2 separate regions of the Mus musculus genome follow, and region 1 is linked to region 2. A link is a contact called in ENCODE Hi-C or POLR2A ChIA-PET data. All regions are on one chromosome and are shown on one strand. The core of a region is the stretch at or near the end of the contact, and the rest is flanking DNA. Distances in the headings are between cores, read along the strand shown. Region 1 holds the start of Sec24b (Sec24 related gene family, member B (S. cerevisiae)). Region 2 holds the start of Mcub (mitochondrial calcium uniporter dominant negative beta subunit).

Region 1 (3,108 bases), core at 506-3,005, 91 kb before region 2:
GCTCCTGCTAGAGGTATGAGAAACAACTCCTTTTGATGGAGGGTGTCTTAGGGTTTCATTTCTGTGAAGAGACACCATGACCACAGCAACTCTTATAAAGAGAAATATTTAATTTGGGGCTGGCTTCCAGTTTCTGAGGTTTAGTCCATTATCATCAGGGTGGGAAGGATAGCAGCCTGCAAGCAGATTATGGTGCTGGAGGAGCGGAGATTCTACATCTTGATCTGCAGGCAGCAGCAGGAGACTGCACCATACTTGTGTAGCTTCAGCATATGAGACCTCAAAACCTCAAAACACAGTGAGATAATTCTTCCATCAAGGCCACATCTCCTGATAGTGCCAATCTCGATGGGCTAAGCACTCAAACACTTGAGTCTTCGGGGCCATACCTACTCAAACCATCACAGTGGGGAACAGTTTCCCAGGTTTGTTAGGAAGGCTGCCTTTTATCTAACTGCCAGAAACCCTCCTATAGTCCAGGCTGATGTTTGGATTGCCATTTGGAATTTGGGGTACGGAAGTTTCCTTTAGGCCCAACACAACCGACCAACGGAAGTAAATAATTTTGGAGCCATTACATTATGGAGATCTATGGAAGTGTAATATCTCAGTCTGTGTGAGGAATCTTCCCTGAAGAAATAACATATCCATACACCTGATTGAAATCAGCTAACATCAAGAACACATTGCAGAGGCAGAAAGCCAATCGCCTATTCTTCCCTTACTCACATGGTGTCACCCTTAATTTTAGTAAATTCAAAGGACTCCTGGCAAGGGCTTGAACTGTGACCTCCTTGATGAAGTGGGGGTGTGATCTCTAGCTCAGGGAGGCTGAGCTGCTGCGAACAAAGCCACAATACACATGAATACAGAGCATAATGTGGCTGGAAATCTCAGAACTCCAAAGTTTATTTTTAGTGCGGTTCGATAGGGCATCCGTCATTAACTCACGGCAACTATTTAAGGAAGGCTTTGTGTTCTAGAACTACGAACCTTTGAGGTTGGCATAACCTTCCAGTAAATAGGATTCCAGCGCTCCGGAAATGCCATCTTACTAGATCACATTCTGAATCCGAACGTTTTTGAGCAGTTGCACACCCACCACTGTGTGACCGTGACCTAGTTGGGACCAAGATGCCCAAATGACTTGGATAAAGTAGTCTTTACTTGCCAGTCAGCATGCTGAACGGACCAGGGAGATTGCTTCTAAGACTTCACTAAGGTAGTCAAAGCAAGCTGACCTGTCTTCTGGATGCCACAGCTCTCCTAAACACCAACGGGCGGGCGGAGCCAACCCTTGGTGGGTGGGGGGAATATAAAGTTCGTCTTCAAGCTCTCCTAGTATTAGGCATTCATCTTTCTCCTAGCGTTTAAAGCCACTGGTCAAAGTTCTGGCTTTACTGCCACTGTTATGGGGAATCTGTCATAGAGAAATGTTTTCTCTCTGCTTGGGAATTACACATTTTCAATCAACATTTAGCTTGATTGCGCTGTTAATTTGGAATTAAGTTGGAGTGGGGGGGGGTGGCGTTGTACAAGAATAAATAACAAATCCAAAGCCAGGCTTCCTCTTCCGAGGATGGGTACGTGGGTGGGCTGGGACTGGCGTGACCCAGGACTCGGGACCTCAGCCCGCAGCTTTGCACCGCTCTGCAGCACTGCAGGGCGCAGGCTCCATCCGGGTAGCGGCGGCCACCGTGGCCCGCGCCTTTCCCTTCGGCGGCGGCGCCGCAGCCGCAGTCTGGCCTGTGCGGGGAGGTGGTCGCAGCTCCGGCCTGCAGGGGGCGCTGGCGCGGGAGGGCTGGGCCGGGGTCCGCACGCGTGCGGTGGTGGCGCGGCCGAGCGTGGGTGCCCGGGCCGCGGTCGTCGGTGAGAGTGACTCGGCCTGTGACGCGGGCGCGTTCCTTCCTCTTCCTCTTCCTCCGCGGCCCCGCCTTCCTTCCCTCCGCCCATCTCCCGCCGCGGAGGAGCCGCCGCCGCCAGCCGCGCCGTCATGTCGGCCCCCGCCGGGTCCCCTCACCCGGCCGCCGGCGCCCGGATGCCGCCCAAGCTCGGCGGAGCTGTCTCCGGCCTGGCACCGCCGCAGCAGAACGGTGAGGCGGGAGGCCGGGGCGCGGCGTGGGGCCTAGGCAGGCGGAAGGGAGGGAGAGCGGGCGGGCGGGCGGGCGGCCTGCGCGGTGGCTGGGGGCGGGCAGGGCAGGGCCGGACCGGGGAGGCCGCGGTGGGGCCCCGAGGCCGCGGTGGAGCCTGGAGGCCGCGATGCGGCGAGGGGAGCGACCGAAGGGCCGGCAGGGCGGGGCCGCCGGCCGCCTGCCATCCAGGCCTGCCCTCCCGCGCGGACCGAGGCCGGAGTGGAGGGGTCGGCGGCCCGCACGACCGTCTGCTCCGACCTGGGCGCCGGCCGGTTGCCCCGGGCGACCCTTTGGGCCCCGAGAGCTCACAGGACGCCGGGGCCGCAGAGTGCTTGGTCTATGGAGGGCTGGGAGCAACCTTGGTACCTGGTGGATCGCATCCTTCCGGGCCCCAGGAACGTAGCTTTGATTTTTTTTTTTTTAAGGCCCAGCGAGCACGCCGCCTGGAAGGGAACTTAGTTTGCACTCAAGTTTGTAGGCAGAAGGATGTAAATGTGCTGCAGAAGTGTAACTGTAACCCCGACCCACTTCGGCCTCGGATCTGTTGTGGTTTGCCGCTGCGGTTGCTGCTCAAGCCTTTGGAGTTCGCTTGTAGTAGTGTAGTGTTCCCGGGGTAGCAGGTGTCAACTAAGCGAACACCTTTAGAGTCCCCCATCTCCAGCTTCACTTTCAAGTCTAGGAAAACGTGCCAGAGTTGCTTGGCCCTGTTTTGATGCAAGGCCTGCGTAGGGAAACACGACTGTGGCTTTCATACAGAGGTTATAGGCTCCGAGCATGCAGGAGTTATTGCTGAGAAATGATCTTACCCTAGCGTGCCTGGCCCCTGCTCTGGATATCTGGAATGTTCCTAAGTAGGGGAGGGGCCCTCCTTAGAGAGTTGAGTGTGTCTAATGAGACCCTCCCAAAGTAAAGCGAAGAAAATCCCTCTGCCCTGTGTCAAAAAACAAAACTACTCAATACTCATCAAATCATTGGC
Region 2 (2,726 bases), core at 18-2,517:
TACTGGAATTAAAGTGCATCATTACCACTGACCTGGAGAAGCCTTCTATTGGATCTAAGGTTGTAACACCAGAGCAGGGAAACGCAATGGTGCCTCCGCAGCTAGCTTACCAACCAGCCAAACACTGGGATTACATGGCTAGAGGGGCGGGCGGGGGTGGGGGTGGGGCGGGGGATAGTGTACCAATCACAGCAAAACTCTCACACAGATGGTTTGTGTTCACACCAAAGACAACAACTGTAACTTTTGAGCTGCCAGGTAAAATGCTTCTCTTCTGGGCTGGTTAGAAATAGTGACAGGGCATGTGATAGCAAAACCGCCCTGTGTAAACTGAAACACTCCAGGCTGGGGCTGTAACCTTGGGAGCTTTGATCACCATCCTGTAGTTTCCTCAAGGCATCTGTGCTGCGCTCAGAATGGCAGAGTGTTTGACTGACAGTCCTTTGGCTCGAGGCAGCCAGGAATCAGGGGAAGCCTAACAGCTGCCAATTAGGAAGCCAAATTGCCTCCCCACCCCCACATGTTTGCCATTTACAGGAAAGCGAGCGTCGAGCATTGAGCATTGAGAGTGCTTACAATGCGAGCCTACAGAACTGATCGTTAACGCTAATAGCGGTTTTAACAGTGATTTCGCAATGCTTAACTCCTGCCCCTCGGGGAGCAGGGTCCTTTCATGTGCCCCCCAAAGAGAAGCAAGCTTTGCTGTGGAAGAAAATTTCCCAGTGTCTGGACTTGGGCCAGCCTGTAATGAACTACAAATCTCTGGAGCATCTAGAGTCCTGGGCTGACTTTGCCAGTGATCTGAGGCCCAGGAGAGGCTCATCCCAAGCCTTGGAGCCCACCTGGAGGTGGAGCTTTGGCAAACTCATTTTTCTTCCTCTTTCCAGCCGGGCAAAGGAGCGCAATTTCCAGGGACCTTTCAGCTCCCAGCTCCCAGTCCTTTCCTCAGAGCCCTGGAGTTTTGGTTCATGTTGTGGCAGGGTTTGGGGTAGCTCAGAGTGTACTCCAACTTTTTAGTGGATGGTGGCCTTGAACTCCCAATCATCGGCCTGCGTTCCCAAATCTGAGGTCCCAAGCAAGCCTCACTACTTCCGGTCCTGGCTTCTGTTGGGTTTTGACATCAACAGCTGCATGGTGTGAGTCCAGCTCCTCTTTCCTTTCTCAAGACGTATGTGAGGGAGCCAGGAAGAAGTTCGCCACTCGTTTGCGCTTTTTTAAAGAGAGAGAAAAAAAAATGTTTCTTTTTTTGTCGGAGGAAAAATACCCAGCCTGGAGCCCGGGTGTGCACCAAGCGAAGTCAAAGCGGGGACACACCCTCCTGTCGCCGCCCCAGTCGGCGGGGCGGGCAGAGCCCACAGCGGGCTGGGCTATAGCAGCCGGATGAGGATGCGTCGTTAATGCCAGGAGCTCTGTCCGGCAGGAGGATGCTCCCGAGCGGGCTATGTCTGGGTCGGTGGCAGCTGCTGCGGACGATCCGAGCCCGCGGCCGCGGGGATCCCAGGGAGCTGCCATCCACACCCCAGGTAAGGCGCGGCGCAGGCTCGGGAGCCTCGGGTGGAAAGTTTGCGTTGGGCAAGTTCGGCAGGAGTGAAAGCAGTTCCCTGCGTGCTGCTCCGCACCCCGACAGGTGGTGGCCGCGGGCGACTTGTCCCGGGGCTGTGGGGGAGACAGGCCAGGAGCGGCCAGCGCGGGGCGCATCTCCCGGGAGCGCAGCCCGCTGACCCCACCGCTGTGTCCTGCGGTCTGTAGTCGCCGGGGTGGAGGGGAGGCCGCGAGAGCTTGGTGGGCTGTGTCATCGGAGGGTGGCTGTCATCGGGGTGGGCTGTAACCTGGGATGCTGTCTTCCAGGGTGGACTGGCCCAGGACCCTGTCTTGCCCCTCCTCCAAACCCGGAGCCCCTCCCTTTCGTTACATGTAAACCCGAGTCAGTGGTGAATCAGAAGTGTGTGCTGTAACAGTTAGGCGGGCACAGTTTGTGTCATGGCCTGTGTGGAACCTCGAGGAGGAGGGAAGAGGTGTGGATGGGCACAGAAAAGGAAGAAGAGCGGGAACGTGCTGAGTTTACTAGCTTCATGATACAAAGGGGGCCAGGGGAAAGGGACCCGAGGCTGCTTGGGGCTGGGACTGGAGCTGAGTCTGCCCACACCTCAATTACTGGGTTAGCTTTCAGACTGCTAAAGGGAGAGCGATATATGAACATATTTACTATCTCTCACTGCAGTGAGAACGGAGCTGTGTCAGCTCCATCGCTTTCAGTTCCTGTATCTTTCCGGCTCGACTGCCCCAGTGCCCCAATCCTTGGATTCTGCCCCCCAAGTATAGTCTTAATGCCCCAGAATTTACACCGATAAAAGAAATATTTCAATGCTTAAAGGAACACTTTTGTTAAATGTTTGAAAGCAAGCAGAAACGTCCATTTTGACACTTCTACCTAAGGCAAACTCCTTAAAACTTATTGTGGGCAAACTCAGTGAAGTGGTTTCAGAAAAGTTCTCTAAAAATAGTACTTTAAGGTTTACCTCTCAGAGACAAAGGCATTCCGAACACTCTTAACTACTCACTCCTTTCTTTGCCTCACACCACAGAAACACAGTGATAATTAAACAGTGCTGACTAGAAAGCTCATTTGACAATTTCGAAGTGTTGAGAATGGAGCCAAACAACGAGGCTCTATTAGGCCACACCCACCTACCACTAGGTCTCTCCCATTTAAATACCTGGAGTAA

What was found. A loop is a pair of places that touch in the nucleus more often than their neighbours do. ChIA-PET counts read pairs that join two places held with the same protein, here RNA polymerase II (POLR2A).
Region 1: a map of T-helper 17 cell shows a loop between it and region 2 (2.6-fold over the local background). The contact joins the promoter of Sec24b here to the promoter of Mcub in region 2. A Hi-C loop is called at or near these places in 3 of 37 maps with a recorded cell type or tissue (T-helper 17 cell and regulatory T cell). POLR2A ChIA-PET finds 5 or more read pairs at or near these places in 1 of 5 experiments (Patski).

What each region holds. Positions count from the first base shown.
Region 1 is chr3:130,059,554-130,062,661 of GRCm38, reverse strand. It overlaps Sec24b (Sec24 related gene family, member B (S. cerevisiae)), which reads left to right and starts at 1,755. Exons shown (of 24, transcript NM_207209.3): 1 at 1,755-2,093. The coding sequence starts at 1,994.
Region 2 is chr3:129,968,747-129,971,472 of GRCm38, reverse strand. It overlaps Mcub (mitochondrial calcium uniporter dominant negative beta subunit), which reads left to right and starts at 1,267. Exons shown (of 8, transcript NM_025779.3): 1 at 1,267-1,523. The coding sequence starts at 1,398.